Regions from separate parts of the Homo sapiens genome. Here regions 2, 3, 4, 5 and 6 are each linked to region 1. A link is a loop called in an ENCODE intact Hi-C map of the cell type or tissue named here. Cell type or tissue: heart left ventricle. All regions are shown on one strand.

What was found. A loop is a pair of places that touch in the nucleus more often than their neighbours do. Peaks named below come from ENCODE experiments on the same cell type or tissue, not always from the same donor. Only the 100,000 strongest peaks of a DNase experiment are listed, where the experiment ranks them.
Region 2: a loop joins it to region 1, with 2.7 times the contacts of the local background. A loop is called at or near these places in 9 of 110 quality-filtered maps.
Region 3: it touches region 1 in a loop (3-fold over the local background); 9 of 110 quality-filtered maps call a loop at or near these places.
Region 4: it touches region 1 in a loop (2.2-fold over the local background); 2 of 110 quality-filtered maps call a loop at or near these places.
Region 5: a loop joins it to region 1, with 6 times the contacts of the local background. A loop is called at or near these places in 6 of 110 quality-filtered maps.
Region 6: a loop joins it to region 1, with 7 times the contacts of the local background. A loop is called at or near these places in 7 of 110 quality-filtered maps.

What each region holds. Positions count from the first base shown.
Region 1 is chr18:56,080,900-56,084,899 of GRCh38, reverse strand. All of the region lies in intron 3 of LINC03069 (long intergenic non-protein coding RNA 3069), which reads left to right. The region is part of intron 2 of LINC01905 (long intergenic non-protein coding RNA 1905); the gene reads right to left. LINC01539 (long intergenic non-protein coding RNA 1539) reads left to right here. Exons shown (of 9, transcript NR_040026.1): 9 at 950-1,544. Among named protein-coding and RNA genes, the nearest start is that of LINC01905, 41 kb to the right of the region's middle. In heart left ventricle, a CTCF peak has its summit at 1,744; a DNase peak (open chromatin) is centred at 1,729; H3K27ac peaks cover 2,250 bases.
Region 2 is chr18:55,859,495-55,863,494 of GRCh38, reverse strand. LOC107985183 (a long non-coding RNA gene) reads left to right here and starts at 2,606. Exons shown (of 3, transcript XR_001753452.2): 1 at 2,606-2,865; 2 at 3,452-3,487. It overlaps LOC105372131 (a long non-coding RNA gene), which reads right to left and starts at 509. Exons shown (of 3, transcript XR_002958213.2): 1 at 182-509. In heart left ventricle, a CTCF peak has its summit at 2,033 (motif pointing right); no DNase peak of the experiment used is centred here; H3K4me3 peaks cover 60 bases; H3K27ac peaks cover 10 bases.
Region 3 is chr18:55,870,655-55,874,654 of GRCh38, reverse strand. No RefSeq gene overlaps it. Among named protein-coding and RNA genes, the nearest start is that of LINC01416, 48 kb to the left of the region's middle. In heart left ventricle, no CTCF peak of the experiment used is centred here; no DNase peak of the experiment used is centred here; H3K27ac peaks cover 548 bases.
Region 4 is chr18:56,453,402-56,457,401 of GRCh38, reverse strand. No RefSeq gene overlaps it. Among named protein-coding and RNA genes, the nearest start is that of TXNL1, 180 kb to the left of the region's middle. In heart left ventricle, no CTCF peak of the experiment used is centred here; no DNase peak of the experiment used is centred here.
Region 5 is chr18:55,790,134-55,794,133 of GRCh38, reverse strand. LOC105372130 (a long non-coding RNA gene) reads right to left here. Exons shown (of 9, transcript XR_007066382.1): 6 at 2,236-2,417. Among named protein-coding and RNA genes, the nearest start is that of LINC01415, 10 kb to the right of the region's middle. In heart left ventricle, no CTCF peak of the experiment used is centred here; no DNase peak of the experiment used is centred here.
Region 6 is chr18:56,574,676-56,578,675 of GRCh38, reverse strand. It overlaps LOC105372135 (a long non-coding RNA gene), which reads right to left. Exons shown (of 2, transcript XR_935514.4): 2 at 3,511-4,000. Among named protein-coding and RNA genes, the nearest start is that of TXNL1, 62 kb to the left of the region's middle. In heart left ventricle, a CTCF peak has its summit at 2,412 (motif pointing right); DNase peaks (open chromatin) are centred at 1,595 and 3,600; H3K27ac peaks cover 1,054 bases.

The sequences.
Region 1 (4,000 bases):
CCTAAATGACAATTAGGTCATTCTATAATTGAATAAAATTCCAATGATACACAAACAGTAAGTTCAATTGGGAACCATGGGTAAGATTCACAGTGTACAGCATGATCTGGAGAGACAAGCTTGGTTGGGGGTCTAAGTAAAGCATGAAATACAGTCGGGAGGGTCACAGAAAAGCATCGAAGACAACTCTTAGCCACTTGTAAAATTTTGCAAGAAGTTGCAATACTCCAGAATAATCACAATCTTTTCATACAGTGCTTCCCAGTTTATAACATGTTATTCTATTTAACACTCCCAGCATCCCTTGGGGTAGATATTTCTGGAGGAGGAAACTAAGGAGAGAAGGGATGTGACTCGACCGAGGTCACCCACTGTGAAATGGCAGGTCATACAACTCCTGAGCCCTTCTGAATCAACCACACTTTCTTCCCAGGCAGATGGGCTCATTCTCAGTGCCCAGATCTGAGCTCAACCATTCTCTCTCTGGAAAAAGACATCTCATGCCACTTTTGACACATGTCAGGGAACACAGAGATACATCAAAGAATACATTCTGGCTTTAATGCCTACCAGTGAAATAAAAGACTGGAGATGTGGCTGCGTGTGGTACAGGCACACACACCACAATGCACACACAGCACACATACAGGATCACTGGGAAGAGTGTCTGTTCTAGGTTCATAATTCAACCAAAATGTATCAGTGATTAAAGCAATTGAGCTTTGCTCCCATCTCTGATTTCGCCTTGACTTTCAGTCCTCTGCTTCTTTCTCCTTTTCTCCCCGCCCACTTTTTAGTGGCCTTTGTTCTTCGTTCCTGAGCCATCTGGTTGCAAAGTATGGTAGGAGCACAGTGCAGCAGGCACATGAAAAAGCAGTACAAAAAAAAAAAATAGTAGGAGTGAAAACAAAAGACATGAAGATCCTGAATTTTTAATTTCTCTTTTCAGATTGAAATACCACTGCTCCTAGTTCTGATGCAAAATTGAAAAGAGTGCACTGGGTCTTCAAATGGCATATTGACAAGGAGAAAGAGGAAAGGATGCCCCAGGACAGCCTGGGGGTCAAGGCTGGGCTCAGGCATGCCTGGACAAGCCATGCAAGTTGTCTCCGGACTTGAACCACGTATCAGAGGAGCTATTTGAGGAGCCACATCAGCATACCTGCTTCTGTGGGCCCCCAGGCTGTGGTGCTCAGCCCTTGCACTATGAAACATTTTTTTTTTCCAGAAGCCAAAGCTTTGAGCATCTCCTCCCATGTAGAGAGTGTATATGTTTACGTCCATGTCTTTCGCCATGTGAACGCATGCAACCACCACCTCAAATATCATAAATCCTCTCTCTCCCCCTTTCTGTCTGCCTGTTTATCTACAATCTGTCTATTTAAATTCTTTTTAAACAAGAAGGGAATATCTTTATGCCTGTTTGTAGGGATATTCTACATCCATCTGTTATTTACATCATTCGTTTTCCTGAGGTGTCTCCAACAAATCCTGGCTGGATGCACTGTATGTGTTATTAATAAAACAGCTGTAAAAATATTAACTGTACGGCCTAATTGTCAGCCCTGATTGGGAGCCAAGTTTATCCCCGGACGGATGCGGAGACTCAGAATTTGGGCTTCCATCCAGATCTGACCCTTGCAGCTCACTTTACATTTGATTCTTTGACCATTTAAGCTGTTCTGGCTTCTTTTTCCTCCCAGGGATCTGTGCACATCCGGCCTCCTGGCCTCCTGGCTCCTTCAGGTGGCGCTGGTCCAGCTTCCTGAATGTTCATGGCCAGGCCTTTCTCCTCCTCCCCCTACTTTTGTTAAACTTAACAGCCATATGCTATAGAATCACCTTCCAGTAACTTAAAAGATGAGTAGAAATATTGTCAGCATTGCCTCTCTCTGCACACTGGTAGGAAATAGCATTTGGAGAGTCTGCATTGGAAAACACATCTCTATTAAAAGCATTGGGTTAGGATACCAGAAAACCCAGAGTGATTGGCTGCAAAGTGATACTTCCTTAGTATCTGGAATCAGATCAATCTTTCAGCCAAACCTTCTGGATAGGGAAGATAAATGAAGAGGTGATAATACATTTTATTTTTAATGAAGTGCTCAAAATAAACCAAATGAGGGCAGAAGTTGGCAAATGAGGCATTTTTTTACTGTGCCCTCCTTGGGATAGTTGGATTAACCCTGACTGGCTTATACCTAAGTGAGGCTGAAGTGTTTACTGTGGGGCAAGACTGGGAGGACAGACATTGCATAGAAAAAAACTTGATTCTGCCAGTATCCAGAAAGCCTTGGCGTCGTCTGCATCTAATTCTTAGGTGATTTCATAGAAGAACGTCCTTAGGTAGGGTGGTATGATGGTTTGCTTCATTACACATGAAATACATAAATTATCTGCCAACATTTCATAGGCCAAAACATTAATGACACCATTCAAGCTCTTAGTCCCAGTAACATTTAACATGGCTGTGATTAGCTGTCAAAAAGTTGGATAAGATTTGATGCTTTATGTTTGTTTGTTTTTTTTCTCTACTGCGACTTTCTTCATGATTGCAATATTCCACTCCAGTGAAGGGTTTTGGAAATTTTACAGGATTGGCCTTTGATTTTGCTTATTTTTTTAGGAAGATTCCAAGCAGGCTCTCCTGCCATAGAAGATTACCTCTCATATTCTCTTAACCTCACATTTTCCAGGCCATCACTGCAAATGTTTCCAAAAAGACTGCTTGTCCTGGGGTCACCATTCCAATTCTCATAACCATTAGTATTGACAATCTGGTAGGACACTAATTGTTTGTTTGACTTTCACATTTTTAAACAATCACTTGTAAGGGGAACCCATATTTTTGTCTCTAACAGAAGTGATGAAAATTTAAAAAGAGAAACCAAAAACTTCAAATTACCAGTCCTTAAAAGAAACTGCAGCAGGATGTCAATGAAATCATCAAATACACTGCTGGAGAGCTGACCTCAACAGAAAATTTAACACTCCACTATCTTGCTTGAAAAATACAGATGTTTTTTATACATGGTCAATTGCCTTCCAAAAATGTCTGCATTGTAAAATGTTTTTGTCTAACAATTGGACTAGATTAAAGTGACTTCATGGAGACAAACTGTTTTTAGCCTTGAAAGAGCTAGTAATTATTAGATGTTTCAATGGAAGCTACCTCTTTTTTCCACCTTTGTTTACCATATAGTTACCTGAGTTTAAATGTGTTGGTGTTTCCTGACCCATATCTTATAAATGTATGACAAATTAAATGTCTTTTCAATGAAGCAAAAGGAAAATGTTTAATAGAAATCTTAACTTTCATGAGAGCAAGAACTTGCTTTATCTACCATATGTGTCTCCCATAGTGCTTAACAGACAGCTGTTTGCCAATAGAGCTCAATATTCATTGACTAATGACCAAGTTAATCAAATTCTCTACTTGGCATAAGAGGGAGGTCTAAGTTTCTTCCTGCTTTAAGCTTCTATATTGAACTCTTACATGGTAAAAAGACTTTTAGCAATTCTTTATTTTATTTAAATGTTCAACAGTGTTTGCTGAGTATTTTCTATGGTGCTTAGCACAGGGGTAGGCACCAGGATGGATTCATAAATAAATGTGAGACTTGCCTCCCACCAATAAAAATTGTATAATTTGTTTGTGGAGCCAGGATATCACATAGCAGAGGCATTGTAAAATCTGGAGTAGAATGGTAGTAACTGCATATAGGCAGATAGGGCATTCAATTTCAAGGAAAAAGGGCTGTGGGATTAGTTACAAGACAAAACTTCACATGAAAGACAATGGAGGAGCTGGATCATCTAGAAAGCAGAAAATGAGGAAAAAATAAGCAGTTTAAGATTGAAGACTTGGTAGACCCAACATATACATTGCTGAACTTCTTGTCCTAAAGCCTAAATAACAATAACAGATGGAGACTAACTGGTAAGCTCAAAGTTTGGTGATAATTCAAGCTTTTCTTATAATCAATGTTTATGATGTGAA
Region 2 (4,000 bases), 220 kb after region 1:
CATTTTTACTTCACTGCATCGTTCTCTGAACTACTGTAAGTGCCTCTTCAGCAGAACCCCAGAGCTTGCGGATGGGCTTTTGAATATGGGCTGCAACCTTTAATTTAACAATGTGGTTTAACTGGAAATTTTCTGTTATACGACTCGAGTACGTGAAAATGGATTTATTTGCGAAGCTTACATTTCCGATGTGCGCTGTTACGCTGATCCAGGGTGGGATTAGGACGGTGCCGTGACATACTGAGCCGCCCGAGCTTGGTGGTTAAGAGCTAACTACGACTCCCGAAATGAAAGATAAATGGTCACACACACACTATAAAACTGCAACCCAATTTAGATACGACGCCGTTTCTGGAAGGATTCACTGTGGTTCTTGAACCCATCCTGCTTGATCCTCCACTCTGTAATCCTTCCTTACCCCCACACCTTTCCCCCCAAGTGCGGAAAGGGAATGCAGGAAACCCACCCAAGGACATCCCATAATTAATTAAGTAAATGCACATGGCTTTCTAGACTGGATGAAACCTATGCCAAAGGTGCTTATGTTTTCACATTTGGGGCCCTCTTTTGCCACACACCTTCAGCCGGTTGCCTAGCAACCAGGAGAAACCCACTGAGCATGCTCACTGAGGAGCCTAATTGCTATCACAATTTACTTTTGTTGTTGTTTTTTTAAAGCCCATTAACCAAAACAGGATGCTTTCCTTTTTGAAGGACAAGTAAGGTCTGCATGAATTTCAAAGGCAAGAGAGTATATTTCGATACCAAAACAATTCAATGCAATCCCAGGTATGCAGGCGGGTACAGATAACAAACATAAAAATTGGAGCAGATTGACATTAAATAACGTATAAATTCCCATTTATTCAGATTTTTATAGACTCATTTCTTTTATTCTCTTTATCTTTTCTGATTGTGGCTTTCTTTTTTCTCTAAGAAAGTCATTAAGAGGGAAAAGTGGAATTTAATGTCATATGATCAAGTACATTAAGAAACTTTATTAAAGAATTTACATTGATAGATAGCATTTTTTCTTCCATCCTTCCTTACCTTCCTTTCTTTCTTCCTTTTTTTTTCTTTTTGAAAAATTTCCTGGTGGTTCCAAGTCTGTGGCTACGATTTAACTCAATCTTTTCACAAAGGGCAAGAAATAATTTTGTGTATCTCAGAGAGAAAGGCAGTTTTTCCCTAACTTCAAGAAAAAACACATTTTATGTTAGGTTAATCTGATCTATTCATTTGTTGAAATCTTATTACAGTTGCATGATTTTTTCCAATTTCTAGGTTGGTATATAAAATAAAATATGCTTGGAACACCATCTATTTAACTACTTTCATTACTAAACAGAATGCCCTTTCACAGGAAATGTTATGCATGGTTCAAAACTACATCACGGCGTTTCCCTATTTCTTTTCAAATTTTCTAACTCATTTGGGAAAATTAACTCTTGTTCTTTTTAACTCTACATATTTTATATAAACTACCTTACATTGCGTGAATCTAGGAATTCTAATATGGGCACTGGCTTTTTAACTAATTCCATGACCCGTCTCCTGTCCAGCTAGTCCTATGGAACCAAACGTGATGCACTTATTGGTATCAAATGGCTTTCATGGTGGGAAAGACTGGTAGGATAAAGCTCTCCCACCCTCCTTTGGGAACTTGACAGGTATCAGCAAGGAATGAAGATGAAATAAGCTCCCGAGATGAGGTAGGGGCAGTGTTCTTATCTAAGCCTTAGATACAGAACAAGCCTCACCTCCTGCTCCAGCCTCCCCTTCTCTCCCAATCCCTCCCAACTTTTTATTTTCCTTCAGTGGCCAAGGCATTCCGGGAAGAAAATGTTGCGCTGGTTGTGCTACTGGTGTCAGTGTCAGAAGAGCACAGAGCTAACTCACAATGCACTGGTACTGTTTCCCTGAGGACAAATTGGTGTGGTGTGTGTGTGTGTGTGTGTGTGTGTGTGTTTTCCCAAACAATAGTTCTTGTGTATGTGTGAGCCAGTAGTTTTGCCATTCCCTCAGAGACAGCCAGCAGAGGGAGCAAATTTAGCACACAGCAGTATTCCCTAATGTCCTAGCATTGGTAAGAATTCTGGAGGACATACTATATACGAAATTAATAAAATCAAATGATTTCATTTCATTTCATTATGATTAACCCTGTTATGCACAGAAGCAGGTCGAGCAATGCGGGGTAATGAAGAACTAAACGAGGCTAATTGGCTCAGTCAGGATACCTCAGCTTGGTGGTTGTGAATACGATGATATAGCTGGTAAAATGGCACTTGTTTCCTTTTTCCTTCCAAAAAAACTACTAACAAAAAATTTTTAAAAAACACATACACATATACACACAATATGTGTGTGTTTTTAATTCCATGGCTGGAAATACTTATGTTCCATTTATATAGTTTCACATATGTTCTTTAATATGTGAATACATATATATATATATATATATATATATATATATATTCTTTAGGGAAATCTTTCTTCAATTTCATTCATGTTGACAACTCTTTTTCCTCTCTTTCCTCTCTCTGTCCTCTGTTTCATTGGTCTCTCTCTCACACACACACACACAAACACACACACACACACACACACACACACACGACTCTGCAACAGTTTTAGTCCTCAATGCTTTGGAGCTACTCTAATGTTTTGAGAGGAAAGTAATTTTTCAATTTCTGTTTTACCCCAAACCTAACAGGTGACTGGCCTAAAGGGACTTTGTTCCCCATCCCCTGCTTAATGCTGCTGGCTCACCATAGCTCTAGTGATTCAGAATTTAAATCGAATGCGAACATTTGCGAGTAATGCAGGGAGTGATGAGAGCTTTTATGGACAGCAAGAATTGAAGTAATTGTTTGGTCTTTTTTTCTCTCTCTCTGTCAAAGTAGGATCAGAATTGATTGTTTCCTCTCACCTGTGGTCATTTTCCTATTTTAGAGCATTGATGATATCTGGACCCATGTCGTTTTCAAGTTTTCTAAACCTTAATCTCTAGAAATCCTGTAGAGTGTGTCAAATTAGAACTCCATTCCAGCAAATACATCTTCACATTTCCGTGCTGTTAATTCAAGGCATTCATTAGAATGTAAGGCTCTTAACCATTTTCACTTAACGATATGGATTTTCTCCTCACCCCCTGCATCTGTGCTTTTCCCTGTTCCTTCCTTCCCGCCCCAATCTCCTGATACATTTCAAGTACTTATACTCTACACCCTCCCCAAAATTCTGTTGTCTTCAACTTGTAAAAATCTCCATAACACACCTATCCCCTCTTTAGACAAAACCTGACATTTTGGCTTGTGATGGCAGCAAAAGTGGTACACTAAATTCACATGTAAAAATCCAAAGTTTAAGAAAAAAAAGTGCCTAGATTCTAACACATAATATGCTCTTCTCTTAGTTATAAAAGGAAACTTTTTCCTTCTCTTTTCAGGTTCGAAGCAAAATGGCACAAATACAGCGGATAACAGTAAGTGATCAGATTTCCATATAGACTGCGTGCAGGCAAATTAGCAATCAGAAGTTCCTAACACAGTGGCTGTGTTTGAAGACTCAAAGAATTGCAAAGCAATTTTCCTTCCCAAAGTGCATTTGAGTCATTCCTACAACTGTACAGAACCCTTATTCATAGAAATCTTTAAAACTCCAAAAAATTGACAAATTGTTTTCTTTTTATTAGAAAAGGGGAAACTGTATGCATGCCTACTAGCTTATTACAATTGAAATTTCTTTAGGATACAGAGTGTGTGCAATAAATGATCGCACAGTCATCAAAAACCACACATAGAAGAATCTCCTACTGTCTTGATAGACAACACAGATTTTACAAAGATTTGGGTAAAAACTGTACATATTTTCCTCCTACAAAAACAAACATCTATATGCAAATTTCATTAAAATAAACAGAGGAGTGCTTAAACTGGGAAAGATGGAGTCAGATGTTTTTTATTATGGGTTTGAATGCTATGGAATTGGTAACTAC
Region 3 (4,000 bases), 210 kb after region 1:
AAACAATAACACAGATAAGTCACTAAAATCTACCTGATGATTCAAATCTGATGAGTCAATGCTTCATCAATTATAAGCACATGATTAACTGATAATTGTTGATTAGCATTTTCTGAAATTATTTATTTATTTATCCTAGGAATACAATTCTCATTAAGGTATATTATATACCCAAAAGGTGTGGTTGAATTCATCACAAGGCAATTAACTACTGTGTAGAAAGCAATATAAGAAGACACTACTAGCTCAAAGAGATATACATAAACATAATGATGTCATGGTTCCTGTTTTCTAGAAGTAGTGATTTGGTAGGGTTGAAAATACAAGCTACTCACCATAGGTCTAGGTACAGTGAAATAGAGGTATATACAAAAATCCAAATGAAATGCAATACATTCTGACCACTTGGATCACAGAAGACTTGGCAGAGAATGGAGCACTAAAGTCAAACCTAAAACAACAGGGGTCCCTAATCCCCGGGCCATGGACAGTACCTGTCTGTGGCCCGTTAGGAACCAGGCTGCATAGCAGGAGGTGAGTGGCGGGCAAGTGAGCATTACTGCCTGAGCTCTGCCTCCAGTCAGATCAGTGGTGACATTAGATTATCATAGAAGCATTATTGTGAACTGTGCATGTGAGGAATGTAGGTTGTGCACTCCTTATGACAGTCTAATGCCTAATGATCTGAGATGGAACAGTTTCATCCTGAAACCATCCCCACCCAGCAGGTCCATGGAAAAATTGTCTTTCATGAAACCAGTCCCTGATGCCAAAATGATTGGAGACCACTGCTTTAAAGGATAGGCGGAAAGTGAGGAAGAGTGTTCCAGTCTACAAGAAGGAAGTATAATTGCATTTTCATGGAGGTGAAGTTAGCCAAGAGAATGAGCATAAGCCATGTGGTGGAGACCAGAGGAGATGAAGCCAGAAGGGAACATTGAAAGCAGATGATTGAGAGCACTGAATGACACCTTAAGGGATTTGAATTTTACTTGTAGATCAGAAGTTTACTTTGTGAGTAGTCAATCCCCCACCTAGAGATTTCTAAGCAGGGGATTGACATATTCTTATCAGCATATTAGGAAGTTCATCCTGACAGCCCATGACAGCTGGAATCAAAGAGACCTTTTGGGAAAATGTTTTGTGGTCCAGAGATGGTCCAGGCATGATGTGGGGCAGGATGCGCAGGAGACAGATATGTACATTTCAGATACACAACCATGGAAATGGCTTTGAGACAGAAGGCAAAGCTACATTTGTAGCCTTGATGAATGAGAGGAAGATGACCTTCTAAAGCAAATCAATTTTGCCTCTGTTATGCCTTTGTTTCAAATGTTATTTATTTATGGATGGGCTAAGATCCCCTAAAGATACAGTGTTAACATATGTATCTATATTAACATATTTATATGTCATGCTCTGTTATTTATCTATCACTTGATCCTAGTAGAAAGCATAAATCCAAAAGTAGGTAAGTCTTCAATAGCAGATACTCATTCATGCATTTATGTGATCAACAAACCTTAGGTGAGCACCTCATTAGGAAATAGGTTGTGAATAACATACACATAAACAGCTGTTGCAAAAACCCCAATTTTTTTATGTTCAGGAGGAAAAAAATGCTTCTGTAAGAAGGATCAAGAAAACATCTTTGGAGGTGCTTATAATTAAAGTAGGCCTGGGAGAATGGGAAGGATTTAGATAGAGATGGGTTGAGAGAAAAAGGAAGAGGGTAGGTAAATTAGATGTGCCTGACAAAGGGCAGGGAGTCTAGGTTTGCTGTAGGATTCATAAAGAGAATTAGTGAAAGCTGAGGTATGAAGAGTAAGCTGGGAACTGATTTTGGAACACCTTGAAAATTAGGACTTTAGAAGACAACAGTCACTGCTGAGGATTTTAACCAGGGGCTTGACTTGCCTAAAATATTATTCAAAAACAATACTGGAGTCAAATTTTTACATATTCTAGAAAGCTAATCTTCACTTATTTTATGTTTTAAGCCTATCATAAAACACAAGGAAAATTTTCTCTCTCTAATTTGAGTAATAATTAGCATATGGAGAATGAAAGTGTTTGGGGTGTCATCAATTCTAGGTTCATCTCTGCCATAGAAACATCATCATGCTGTTAGGAATAAAGGGCAAATGAAAATATATTACCAAGAAATTAACTACAGTTTTCAATGCTTCTGTGAAATGGCCAAATTTTATTTAACAAAGGAAATGTTCATAGTTCTTACTGTTAATTTGTTTTCATTCATCCAGAACATTTAAATTCTTTCTTTTTTCTTTTTAAAAATTGTTTTATTTTTAACGTTTGTGGGTACATAGTAGTTGTCTATATTTATGAAGTACATGAGATGTTTTGATACCAGAAAGCAATATGAAATAAGCATATCATGGAGAATGGGGTATCCATCCCCTTAGCCATTTATCCTTTCAGTTACAAACAATCCAATTACACTCTTTAAGTTTTTTTAAATGTACAATTCAGTTATTATTGACTATAGTCACCCTATTGTGCTATCATATAGTAGGTCTTACTCATTCTAGCTAATTTTTTGTATCCATTAACCATCTCCACCTTCCTCCCAGCCCCCCACTATCCTTCGCAGCCTCTGGTAACCATGCTTCTACTCTCTCCATCCTTTAAACTCTTCCTTAATTCAAAAGAAGTAAATAAAAATATCTGGTCTGAAAGCCAAGTCCTACAATTTCATAACTGATCGTGCCTAAAAATTGTTATGGCTGAGCAATAAATCCCTGAAAAGTGATGCTTATATTCATAATGGAAATGTCACCAGAGCCTTAAATATAGCAGCTCAACTTATCTTTACTACAGTGCAGCAAACTCAAATTTGTAATTGATTTTGACTTGTACCTGCTACCATGTGTGTTGAGTTTGGGAGTGCTGGACAGCATTTTTTAAAAATTTGAAATCTTAATTTTAGTCTAATGAAATTAATCTGTAAATCAATTCTCTCCACTTATATTTTTACATACCTATCTTTCTCTTCTAAGAGCAGACGAATTTATTCTTGGACTATTTTATTGGCAAATAATGAATTTCAGTAGTTGTTAAAATAGTTCTTAGAACTCTTTCATCTTCCATCTGCTCTTAAATGGAGAGAGGTTAAAAATGGAGAAATCTGGTCTGGCGCAGCAGTAGCTCACGCCTGTAATCCCAGCACTTTGGGAGGCCGAGGCAGGCGGGTCACCTGAGGTCAGGAGTTTAAGACCAGCATGGCCAACATAGTGAAACCCCATCTCAACTAAAAATACCAAAATTATCCAGGCATGGTGGTGGGTGCCTGTAATCCCAGCTATTCGGGAGACTGATGCAGGAAAATCATTTGAACCCAGGAGGCGGAAGTTGCGGTGAGCCAAGATCGCATCATTGCACTCCAGCCTGAGTTTTGACAGGAGCGAAACTCAGTCTCAAAAAATAAAAAAAATAAAAAAAAATAAGAGAGATCTCCAAGTGAAATTTTTCATTTATACAGAACTGAACTTCTGATTAAGAAGGCACTGATCGACATTCTACAGCTGTTATGAAACTACATGACAACATTATTTATCAAAGTGATTTGATGGTAACTGTGGTCTCTGTTATGGTATAGGAGTTAGCAAGCCAAATAGATACACGTACTTAATGACTTTAGCATCCACCACTCAAAATCCAGTTAATTGTTTGTTGTTGGAGCCATGTAAAGCAGCAGTACAAGCTGTCTGTGCAGAATACAATAACTGTATGCAGCAGTATGGATTCAAAGTTTCAAAAATTAATTTACAAATGGGTTTCAGAGATTCCACCAGATGGGAGAGAAACAGAGTTATGTTTAACCCTTGAGCTGGCAGTCTACTTTAGGAACATTGCCAGCTATAAAAAATAATAATCAGAGGCCCATGAACTGCTCTTTTTAAACGGTTACATTAAAACCCAGACACCTGTAGTTTTACTAGTTGCTAAAACGGCTTGTAATTGCACATGCATGAAACAG
Region 4 (4,000 bases), 370 kb before region 1:
CCAGCATTTTGGTTCAAATGGAACCAAAACAGCGTTTTCCTTCTCCTTGGACCTTCTGTTTTCCTGCCCTCAAGAGCAGCCTTCAGGTGTGGCTTGTTGCAGGCTGTCATTTCCAGTCTCTAGGCAGTGTGGCAGCATCTGATCTCTATGTTCTGGCATCTGCTTTTTTTTCTCTCCAATTGATGGGAATATGGGAATTCCTGTGGAAACTTGATGTTATATGCTAGAGAAAGTAAAAAACCATCAACTTTAAGAAAACCATTATTTTGTGTTTTACTAAGAAAGAAAAAAAATGCTGTCAAACCATGTTATGCCATAGATTGCAAATGCATCCTGATTTGAGAGATGATAAAGTAGCTAAAGAAAGTGCATTTAAGATTTGAAGAAATACACTTCCATCATTTTTTTGGGTCTGCATATAGAAATTTGGGGTCTAACAAGCATGGACTAAACACATCTATACAAGATAAAGATGCTTCCCCGGAAAACCTCTGTCTAATGTCTACCTGTACAAAGTTTGCTCCAGTGGGACTTCAGGATAAGATTCTTTGCTGGAGACTTTTTTTCAAATGTCACCCACCATAGGAGCTATTAAAATGGAATGGATGCATCAAGTCAACAAACTTTCAAGTGTTTTTTCAGTCTATGACATGGCAGAAAGACAAGCATGATAGATAACAGCAGCACGAACGACAACACAACCGTAACAGCAGTGATAAGCACGGGTGTGCAAAGGGCTTTCAGAATCAATGCTATTGTATCAGCTTGTATTCTTCTCCCACAGTGTTGTGAGAAAGAAGCTCACATGCCTTCTGGAGAAAAGTTTTGGAAATAACTCACTATTTAAGACAAATTGGAGTAGGTTGTGGTCGGGAGGATGGTGCATATTTGTAGCCTTGATTTGGCTCTCATGCATCAAAGTTTGTTTTAAAACTTAAAAAATAAACATATAATAATTCCAAAGAAATATGTCTAATATCTATATACAATTTCAAGACTAATGATAAAATGAACCCACTAAGAGGAGAAATAGTATTGATATTTGTGGAGCCTTAGGCAGGACCTCCCCAGATTGTAATCCCCTCTTCTACTCTCCAGAGATAGTCACTATCCTGAATTTTGTGTTAATAGCACCTTTGGTTTTCTTTATGTATAGATATTCCTAAATAAGCTATTACTTAATTTTGCTTGTTTTAGAACTTCAGGTAAATAAAGGTTTATGTATGCATTTTTCCTGAAACTTGCTTTTTGATTGCTCAATGTTATATATTTCAGATTTAACTATGTTAATGTGTGGCTGTATTACATTCCAGCATATGACTGTGTCATCATTCATTCATATATTCTTCTGTTTACAGATGTTTGGCTTGTTTTGCTCCAAAGAACAATGATACTGTGAATATTCTTATGTATATGGACCGGTAAACATGTGCACAAGCTTCTCTTGGCTCGATGTCTGTATCTATATCTATATCATCTATATCTACATCTGGGATTGGCTGTATTATCTGGGAGTGAATACATCTGGGAGTGGCTGTGGAGTGTGCACAAGTTTATTTATTTATTTATTTTTGAGACGGAGTTTTGATCTTGTTGCCCAGGCTGAAGTGCAGTGGCATGATCTTGGCTCACTGCAATCTCCGCCTCCAGGTTCAAGCAATGCTCCTGTCTCAGCCTCCTGAGTAGCTGAGATTACAGGCTCGTGCCACCATGCCCAGCTAATATTTTGTATTTTTAGTAAAGACGGGGTTTCACCATGTTTGCCAGGCTGGTCTCAAACTCCTGACCTCAGGTGGTCTGCCTGCCTCGGCCTCCCAAAGTGCTGGGATTACAGATGTGAGCCACTGCATCTGGCCTAAGTTTAATTTTACTAGGTGATGCTAAATAGTATTCCAAATTGAGAGTAACAACTTTGCTCCCACCGCCAGTGTACAGGAGTGCCTGTTATTCCATATCCTTACTGGACACCATTTTAATACTTGATATGTCATACTTTAAAATGTTTTGCCACCTCATGGGGGTGAATGGTATCTCCTAGTGATTTCATTATGCATTTTCCTGATGATTCATGAACATTTCCCCATTTGTGTAATGGGCATTCATCTTGCGTCTTCTTTGAAATGCCCCTTCATCTCTTTTGCCCATAGGCTGTGTGTCCCCTCTTGGGTTGTTTTTTTCTTGAATCATTGAAGTTCTTTATTTTATGGATATTCTTCTTTTGTTAATTATAGTTATTATAGACATCTTCTCCCAGTTTTGGGGTCTTGCTTCTTTACTCTCTTTTGTTGTCTTCTGATGAGTGGAAGTTAATGTGGTTGAATCTATATTTTTTTCTTTATAGTTCTTTTTGTGACTTGTTTTCTCTCCTCCTTCATCCTAATGTCACAGAAATGTTTTCCTATTTTTTACCTAAAAATTGTGAAGTTTTCTTTTCCATATGTTATTCATCTATCTGGAACTGATTTTAGTGAACAGTGTGTGTGAGGGGAACCCATTTTCTTTTCTTTTCTTTCTATCCTTCCTCCCCCTCCTTCCTTTCTTTCTCTGCTTTCTCCCCTCCCTCCCTCCTTCCCTTCTTCCTTCCTTTCCCTCTCTCCCTCCCTTTTTTCCCCTCCCTCCCTTTTTTCTCCTTCCTTCCTTCCTTCCTTCCTTCCCTCCCTCCTTCCATTCTTCCTTCCTTCCCTTCTTTTTCTTTCTTTCTTTCCCATTGTCCTAGCACCCTTACTGAGGTCTTTCCTTTCCCACTTATTTGCAATGTCAGATTTTCTGTATATGTGTGAGTCTTCTCAGGTCTCTCTAATCTTTTCCATGGACAATTTGTCCCTGCACCAATACCACTGTGTTACTTATTATGACTTCATAATTAGGGCACGTTATAGTTTATAAGTCTGATTGAAATCTGAATTGGTCAGGAACAGGCTGATTGATATTGATAAATGGATGGTTTCCTTTAAATTAAAAAAAAAACCTGAGGAATATCAGTTCTAAAATGTGCTAGCTTTGATGCAGTATAAGAAAATGAAAGGATAAAAAGTCTTTCCCTTCAATAGCCCTATTTGAGGCAAATGTACATTCTTGCTTTGCAAATATAAAACAGAAAGCTAGGATATACTTTTCTGAAGACTAGTGATGATTACCTATTTTTATCTCTGCAGAGGCGTGAAGATACGTTTGGGTTCTCTTCTTATAGGAACCAGAAATGAAGCGATTGAAATGTAAAGTGTTGATGACATACACACTGTACTTTCATAGACTTTTACTCACAAGGACATTGATTTCCCTTTCCTCTTCCATTCACTCAAATTTCTCATCTGGGTGAGAAATTCCTGTCTTTATAAGGGAGCTCTAGCTCACCCAAGTTGATCCCGTTTTATTTTAATGAAAAAAATATATGTAATGGAACAGAAAACAGTTCTTCCTTGGTTCTCCCAAAGATGCCTTCTTTAGAGTTATCTAAAGTTTATCAGCAAAATAACTTTGACTAAGTTAAATGGCGATGTGTCACACACCCAAAACGTGTGAAGCAATTTGAAAAAATATTTTAAATATGCCATGGATTTGTAAATTAATGCAGGGCTCACTGTGCTTGAATTTCCATTTCTAAACTGCTTCATTTGCATGCAAAGAGTGGGCAATTTTTGTGTGTGTGAAAATTTAGCCTTAAGAAATGAAAATCAAAAACTCAGCAACTTGAAAAGAGCTGTTAGGCATAGAAATTGTTTAATCGGTTTCCAGCAGGGCCAATGGTGTTGGCATTTTGAAATACCAGATTGGATTGGCATCCTAGAAAAAAAATCCTCAGCTCAGAAAAAGTCGCCTAAAAAAGCCACCATCTACAAAGTGGTGAAAGAAGATAGCCGAGATATGACAAATGCCAATGAAATAAATTCTGCGATCGAGAGAGAGCCTGAAGTGTGAAATGAACAAATGTTAAATGTGATAAAATTTCTGTCAGTGCTACCCCAATCATGTACTCTGACAAATACAATGCTTGATCGAA
Region 5 (4,000 bases), 290 kb after region 1:
AGGAACTAAAGCTTGTCAAATGCTTCAACATAGAAATTTATCCCTAGCGTAAGCATCTCCTGGGGATCAGGAAAGTCAGGAACCTCACGGTTGCTGGTTAACGTGTGAAGCTTGTTTCAGCAGCAAGATGCCATTTATTCCAAACCGGTCATCTATCTACACTTGTTCCTCCCTATCTGCCTTCTGGACTTCCACTACTTCAGCTATCAGAAACCTGTTAAGAAGTCAGTCCAAATTTGTTTGAGCTGATGTTGACATCTGACAAACTGATGATTCACAATTATTTTTCCATCAGCTCAAAAATTATTTGAATTTTCAGTAATACTGTGTTTACAATAAAGAAGTTATTTTTGCTTACTTTAAAAATATATATATTTATTTATTTATCTTTTAACAGAATTGAAGGCTTGAAACTAAGTACTCTGATTTTGAAATAGCACACTTGCCTCCAAAATAAATGGTTTGGGGCCAGGCACGGTGGCACAAGCCTGTAATCCCAGCACTTTGGGAGGCCTAGGCGGGCAGATCACTTGAGGTCAGGAGTTTGAGACCAGCCCAGCCAATGTGGTGAAACCCCATCTCTATTAAAAAATAATAATAATGCAAAAATACAAAAATTATCTGGGACTGGTGGGCCATGCCTGTATTCCCAGTTACTTGGGAGGCTGAGGCAGGAAGATCACTTGAGCCCGAGAGGCAGAGACTGTAGTGAGCCGAAATCACACCACCACACTCAAGCCTGGGCTATAGAGTGAGACTCCGTCTCAAAATAAATAAATAAATAAATAAATAAAAATTTAAAAAAATGGTTTGAAAGATCATCTTTCTTCTTTTTTGTGGTGTCTTTTTATGTTTTAAGCTGTTATTCTTGCAGAGAAATACAACATTGAGAGGCATATTGGCAAATGAGTTTAACAAAAGTAATCCTAAAGCTTCAGTAAATCAAGGGGTAATATTACAGAAAGAACATTTTTTCTTAAACGTTGTCATATTCTAAATTAAATAACCCTATCACACCAAAAAAGTATATGTTGAAATTTATTGGCATGACCTAACAATTAAAGTAAGAGACTAAGAAATACTGATTTTCATTTCCATCTTTCCCACTAATATATGCATACACACAAACCCACACACACACAGGCATATACATATATATTTCATTAAGTTATTTAATCCACAATTTTATACTTTCCCTTGAAGTGAACACAAAGCATTTGACTTCCACATGGTAGAGTTAGTGAGTGAGTTACACGTCACTTCATATCTCACTAGTCTTCTTCTGCTTCTTATAATGTAATCTGTGAATGGGCCATGCACAGTGGCTCACGCCTGTAATCCTAACAGTTTGGGAGGTCAAGACAGGAGGATTGCTTGAGTCCAGGAGTTCAAGACCAGCTTAGGCAATGTAGCAAGACCCCATCTCTATAAAAAAGTACAAAAATTAGCTGGGTGTGGTGGCTCATGTCTGTAGTCCCAGCTACTCAGGGGGCTGAGGTGGGAGGAATGTTTGAGCCCAGGAGGCAGAGGTTGCAATGAGCCAAGATTGCACCACTGCACTCCAATCTGGGAGACAGAGTAAGACCCTGTCTCAAAAGGAAAAAAAAAGAAGAATTATGCTAATGACTGCATTTGTAGGCCCACAAGGCCTCAGTATATGGGCTATCCCTGACAGAAGCAAAATCTTGCTCCTCCCTTCTGGAGAGATCTAAGGAAGTTTCCCTGCCAAAAGAGGTATCCGCAAGGATCATGACAGTGTAGGCCTAAGGGGCAAAGCTATATTGGACAGACTTTAACCTGAGACAAGCTGGGAGACCTCAAAGCAAGACATTGCATGAAGGAGCAGAGAGCTTCAATGAGAACAGAGGACAAGATCTGAGAGAAATGCTAAGAACAGCCTCCAGCAAGAGTAGTCAGGCAGTCCAAAGCTAGTGTCCAAAGGTCTTGTCTAGATCAAACTAGGATTGAACAACAAGTGGAACAAAGTGGCATTGGAGTAGAGCAAAATTCAGAGCACAGGGTCTAGCTGTATTCACCAGGGAGGAGTCAAGATCTAAGCTCCTGGGAGAGAGACTGGGAGAACCAAGGAGAGCTTCAGAGCTCCAGTCTTTGCTAGAGCCCAGGATTCTGGATACAGTGTCCAGGCTGAGAGCAGCATGGGGGATAAAGCAGGCAGTCAATAGGATGGATTGGGTTGTGGTGTGGGAGGGCAGGATGGGGAGGGGTTAGACTCACTGGGACTCAGGCCGCTTGTGCTTGGGCTTCAGTGCTCGTGCAGCACATTGATGCGTAACTATGCATTCATGGTTCTGTCTCCCCTGCTAAGCTCTGAACTCCTTTGAGAGGAGCTGCGTTGTGTCTTTGTTTCTTCAGCACCCATGTAGTCTCTCCACAGAAGAGGAGCTGAATTGGTGCCTCTAAATGAGTGAATACAGGGCCCAGAGTGAAAAATTAGTGAATGAGTAAACATGAAACCACTCTCAAAAGTAGAAGAGCACACATTCTATCTGGCACTTGGAACATACTCTTACAGCAGAATTCTGTCTTTAGATCATAAAGAGAGTTATCTAATGGTGGTGGTGACATGCTTCTCTATATATGAATACCAAAAGACTTAAATTATAGCCCTGTGCCTTTATCTTTTATGGAGGCTACGACCATCTTGACTATTTCTTACCTGTCAACTGTATAAGGCATGTATTATGGTCAGAAATAGAACTATAAAGAAGATAAATTTAGTGTTAACTAAATTTAACTAAGGCAATTAAGAATATGGCTTTTTTTTTTCATTTCAACATATCAGAGACTACTAACCTTATTTCATTTCATCCCTTTTTCCAAGCTCTGAACGAACTTGGATCTATTCTTCAACCTCTTCTGCCCCGATCATTGCTCGGCTCAGTTTAAACGATCATTCTTCCTTCTACTAACATCTTTTACCTCTCCTCTGTCTCTCTCTTTGGCTACTTCCTCCTACCTCTAAATATTTTCACTTTCATGTATTTGTCAATCAGCCATTTGCTCATTTAGTCATCCAATAAACATTAATTAAGCTCTATGCCAAGTACTATCCAGCTGTTGAGTATGCAAAGGTAAAAAGATATTATTTTTGCCTTCAAGAATAGCCCAGTACAATGAGAAAGACCCACTTCTACTCATGAAGACATACATAACAGGATAGTGTCTTCTACCACTTTCCTTGTCCTGTGGAAGAGTTCAGTCTAGCTCCAGCTAATGCCTCTTTGGAGAGAAGCAGGGGCTTCCTCTTTTTTTTTTTTTGTTATCACCACCTTAAGCCCCACACCTAGGGTTGTTGTAAGATAGATGAGGCCTGGGCAGGGTCTCGGGAATACACAAACCTAGCTCTAGAGTGCCATATTAAATGCTGCTCAAAGATGGCTCTTACTCATGGTCAGTGAGAAGGGCAGCTGGGTGCTAAGTGGGCTTCCATGCACTTCACCAGGGTTGGGGACAGAGAGTGCCTTCCCTGGTAGAGATCTGTAGTTCCTTCACCTCCTGCTCTCTATTTCTATAGTGCATTCTCCCCCTCCTCTTACCCTGCCCCTGGGGATATATAATTAAAACTCTGAACTAGATTAGTCTCTAAAGGCAGCAAAACTCACTCAACAAGTATGCATTCAAATCTTTCTGATTTACACTAAGACCAGAGGATTTTCAAATATTTTTAGCCTTTGTTCTGGGTGACTCACTGTCTAGCTGTCTAGTCCTGGGATAGGGAAAAGGGAGGGTTGCAGAGATCAGGAGGATGTCCTCAGGAAACAAGTAAAGAAATGCAATTACCTCAAGGATAGAAAAAAAAATCTATTAATATATTAAATATATCAATGTATGGAGATATAACCCCTCTGCCTTTTTATGTAAACTGCTAAGTAACAGTGCACAAAATGAGAGAGATGGAGGAACTGGGGGTGGGGACTCCCCACCCAGTCGGCCAGGAGACAAAGCCTTGATCCTGCCAAACGTTCTAATTCAATTTCTT
Region 6 (4,000 bases), 490 kb before region 1:
GAGCCTCCATCACTTCATCAGTCACAGTTTAGATTTTCTTACCCTGGTGCTGGTTTCTGTGCAGGCTTCTGCTCTGGTACATTGTGATTCCCTGTATCTGCCTCTCTCTCCAATTTTTGGGGCGGTGGCCTCCCCTGTGACCTCACTGATAGATCTCTGTGAGGAGCTGATGGATCTAAGAAGAGTTGTTGATTTTTCAGTATATTTAGTTTTTCACTTGTTGTTTGGATGGAATGGTGACTTTTTTTTTTTTTTTTTTTTTTTTCTGAGATGTCACCCAGGCCGGAGTGCAATGGTGTGATCTCGGCTCACTGCAACCTCTGCCTCCTTGATCCAAACGATTCTCCTGCCTCAGCCTCCCTAGTAGCTGGGATTACAGGTGTGTGCCACCATGACCAGCTAATTTTTGTATTTTTAGTACAGATGGGTTTCACCACGTTGGTCAGTCTGGTCTTGAACTCCTGACCTCAGGTGATCTGCCCGCCTCGGCCTCCCAAAGTGCTGGGATTACAGGTTTGAGCCACCATGCCTGGCCAGAATGGTGACTTTTAAGCACCTTATAGTCTAAACCAGAAAACAGAAGTCACCTTATTAATTTTTAAAATCATATATCCAAAGACCTATATCACCTCACACCAAGGTGAGGACAAATTTTGGGCCAAATTATTTATGGTATTTCAAAATTGAAATACCTTTTTTTTTTTTTTTTGAGACAGAGTCTCACTCTCACCCAGGCTGGAGTGCAGTGGTGCAATCTTGGCTACCCAGAACCTCCTCCTCCTGGGTTCAAGCAATTCTCCTGCTTCAGCCTCCCGATAGCTGGGATGACAGGTGCACACCACCATAGCTGGCTAATTTTTTTGTAATTTTAGTAAAGACAGGATTTTGCCATGTTGGCCAGGCTGGTCTCAAACTCCTGACTTCAAGTGATCTACCTGTCTCAGCCTCCCAAAGTTCTGGGATTACAGGCATGAGCCACTGCGCCCGGCTGAAATATATTTCTTACTAGGTAATACAGCTAGTTTTCAAAGAGTATAAGTATACAGAGAAAAATGATTTCCTCATCTCCATATCTCTACCCTCACTTCTAGTCTCCAGATCTTTCTCACAGGGAAACACCACTCTCTGTTTCTTATATATTATTTTGGAGTTGTTTTTACCTACATGTTTATAATGTCTTTTGGTATATGTTCTGTTTCTTCTCTGTAGCAGAAGATCTATGGAGATATATATCTATATTTTTTTCTTCATTTGTTTTGGGTTTTGTTGAATTTAAATATGCATTAATTATCCATTTGTTTTAAATATATATCTTAAATTCAACAAAATAATTTACATATCTTTATATATTTATTTAACATATATTTAAATTCGACAAAAAACCAAATCAATAAAGCCTCCCTGATTCTGAGATAGTGATTAGATGTATCTTTTCATGACTACTTTCCTGTTTACCAGAACCAAGAAGTGAGCAGACTCGGTTGGAATCCTGCCTTTACTGTGAGAGTGAGGATATATTTTCGTCTTCCAGGGGCACGGTAGGTAGGGAGCCGCAGTGCTGATACGGAGCGTGGCTGGCGTCAGAGCCTCGGTCTGCCAGTGTGTCGGCGCTGGCACGACCTGTCCCACATGCCTGGGAAGCTCTTGCTGAGCAGGGATTAGGATGCCAGCATCTGATGCACAGGGTTGCTTCCTGCTCCCCCTTGGAGTCCTGACGAGAAATGACCTTGTTCAACCCTGCTGAGCTTCCTAGATTTACTGGGCTTATAGCAACACATGGGAAGGAGATTATGTTTATTTTTAAAACATAAAAAATGCAACCTTCCCAAGGCCTTCGTGGTGTCTGTGTGCAACAACACAAATACACACACACATGCAATGTATGTATAATCACTTCTAATTAACTTCAGCTCTTCCTGCAAAACTAAGTGTGAAGTCTTAAAGACTTGTCAGCTTCTCTGCCTGTGAAATTTATCTACTTCTAATTGTGAATAACAATACATTCAAGGTTAGCTATAAATGACTCAGATTTCACAGGAATTGAGTCTTAAAACTACATTTGAAGATGAATACAGTTATGCAAAACATTTTTGTGGTGTGTTTCCAGCTAAAAATGTTGTTATTTATGCTTATCCAGAATGTTTTTCTCCCCCTAAACCAATGTGGTTCTTTCTGACATCCGTGAAAAAATAGATGTGATTGATTTCAAAGTCAGCCCAAATTTAAAAGGTATAAAGCCACAGATATGCCTAAAATAAAAATGAGTATACTATTATAATGGATTGACAGATGAATTCAGTTTACGATTTCACAAAACATAATATTCAAACAGTGAATATCAAATAGGATTAAAAATTGTTTTCCCACCTTCTGCCACGTTTAGAGTACTGGAAACTTTTCCAGATTTCGCCACTAGATGTCATGAAGAGTCCAGTTAAATACAGTAGGCAGGCTTGTGTACAGTCTAATACAGAAACTTTTAAAGTTTTTCCCGATTTTGTAGTTAATTTGGGTAGGAAGCTATTTCCTTTTGAGTTTTATGTCAAAAATATCTGTTATGGATTAATTTTAAGTGAGATGTTAAAAACTCTTAATGCGGTCAGATATTAAACGCTGGGACTCTAACCTATTAAGCAGGCATTGGGATTATCTCCAGGGAGAATGTCATGTGCTGGATGCAGAATCAGAATTGTGCTAAGATCTGCTTTGGAGACATTAGCTTGTAGATCCCTACCTTCCTTTCCTTTTGAAACAGTAATGGGCTTGTCAGATGTGTGGTCATCGAGGTTTCATAGGATTGTTCATAAAACTAGACTAGTGAGAGGAACAAAAAAGGGGAGGACCTCAATGCTTAGGTGACAATGTTTGAATTTAGACTTTGAGATCCATTAACCAAAGTAATTCTGGGAGACTAGAAATGATCAATTGATGTTTAGAGAGATAAAGTTTGATTCAATAAAAAGAACTTCCTAAAAATACAATAGTCCATCATGTAACACAGTGCCTTATGAAGCAATGAAGTCCTTGTTACTGCAAAGGTTCAAGCACCTACATAGTGGCCATCAATGGGGAAGATATCCTAGAAGAGACTATTTGGGGAAGAAAGTTGGACTAAGTGACACTGAGGATTCTTAGATCCATGATTCTACACATGGTGATGACAGTCATTCAACAGCCAAGAAGGCAGCAAGAGTTGAAAATGTGTGCTTACAGAAATACAAATGAAATATTTGAGTTTACTTAAACCAGGGAAAATAGGGTTCTTAAAGAAGCCTCACAGGGGAATTGCCACAATTGTGCTGTTTTGTGAGGCTCTGCCTGGGAAGCACTGGTGAGAAGGAACTGTTCGGCTTTGGTGCTTCCAACCTCTGGTTCCAAAATGCTCCCCATCCCAGGGACACAGCTCTTCCCTCCCAAGGACACATGGTCTATTTGGCCCTCCTCTGCTCATCAAAAGTTGATCTCAACTCATCCTTGTAAAGTAAATCTGAGAGTAACTTAGTGGCAGTCTTTCCAGTGTGTTGCATTTTATTAGGGAACAAAGCCTTAAGGCTAAACTAAAGGACTGAAACTCAGTCTGGGAATGGAAGGTCTCAGCTGGCTCGCAGGGGAGGAAACAGGCCCTTGTTTGACCTCTGGACAGTTGCTTTTTCTGCCAAGACGATAAGCCCCAGAGTATGGCTGGCTCTTGAAGGACATCACGTGAGCTACCAAGATTGATAAAAACAAAACAAAATACTTCCACATACTTCTTGCTCTAAACAAAAGAACCACAGCTGAAATATGACCTAAGGCTACCCAAGACTTTGAGGTGCAATCCTAATATGTATCAGGGAACATGGCTTGATAAAATCGATCTAAATACATGCAATAAAAGCCAGATTATATAACATCTTTCTAAACTCAGAGTTTGGTAAAATATCACATGATTAGCCTAGAAAGTGGGTTTACTATTTCCTTCTCATTCCAAGAGTGAAAGGATTTACTCATGCTCACACTC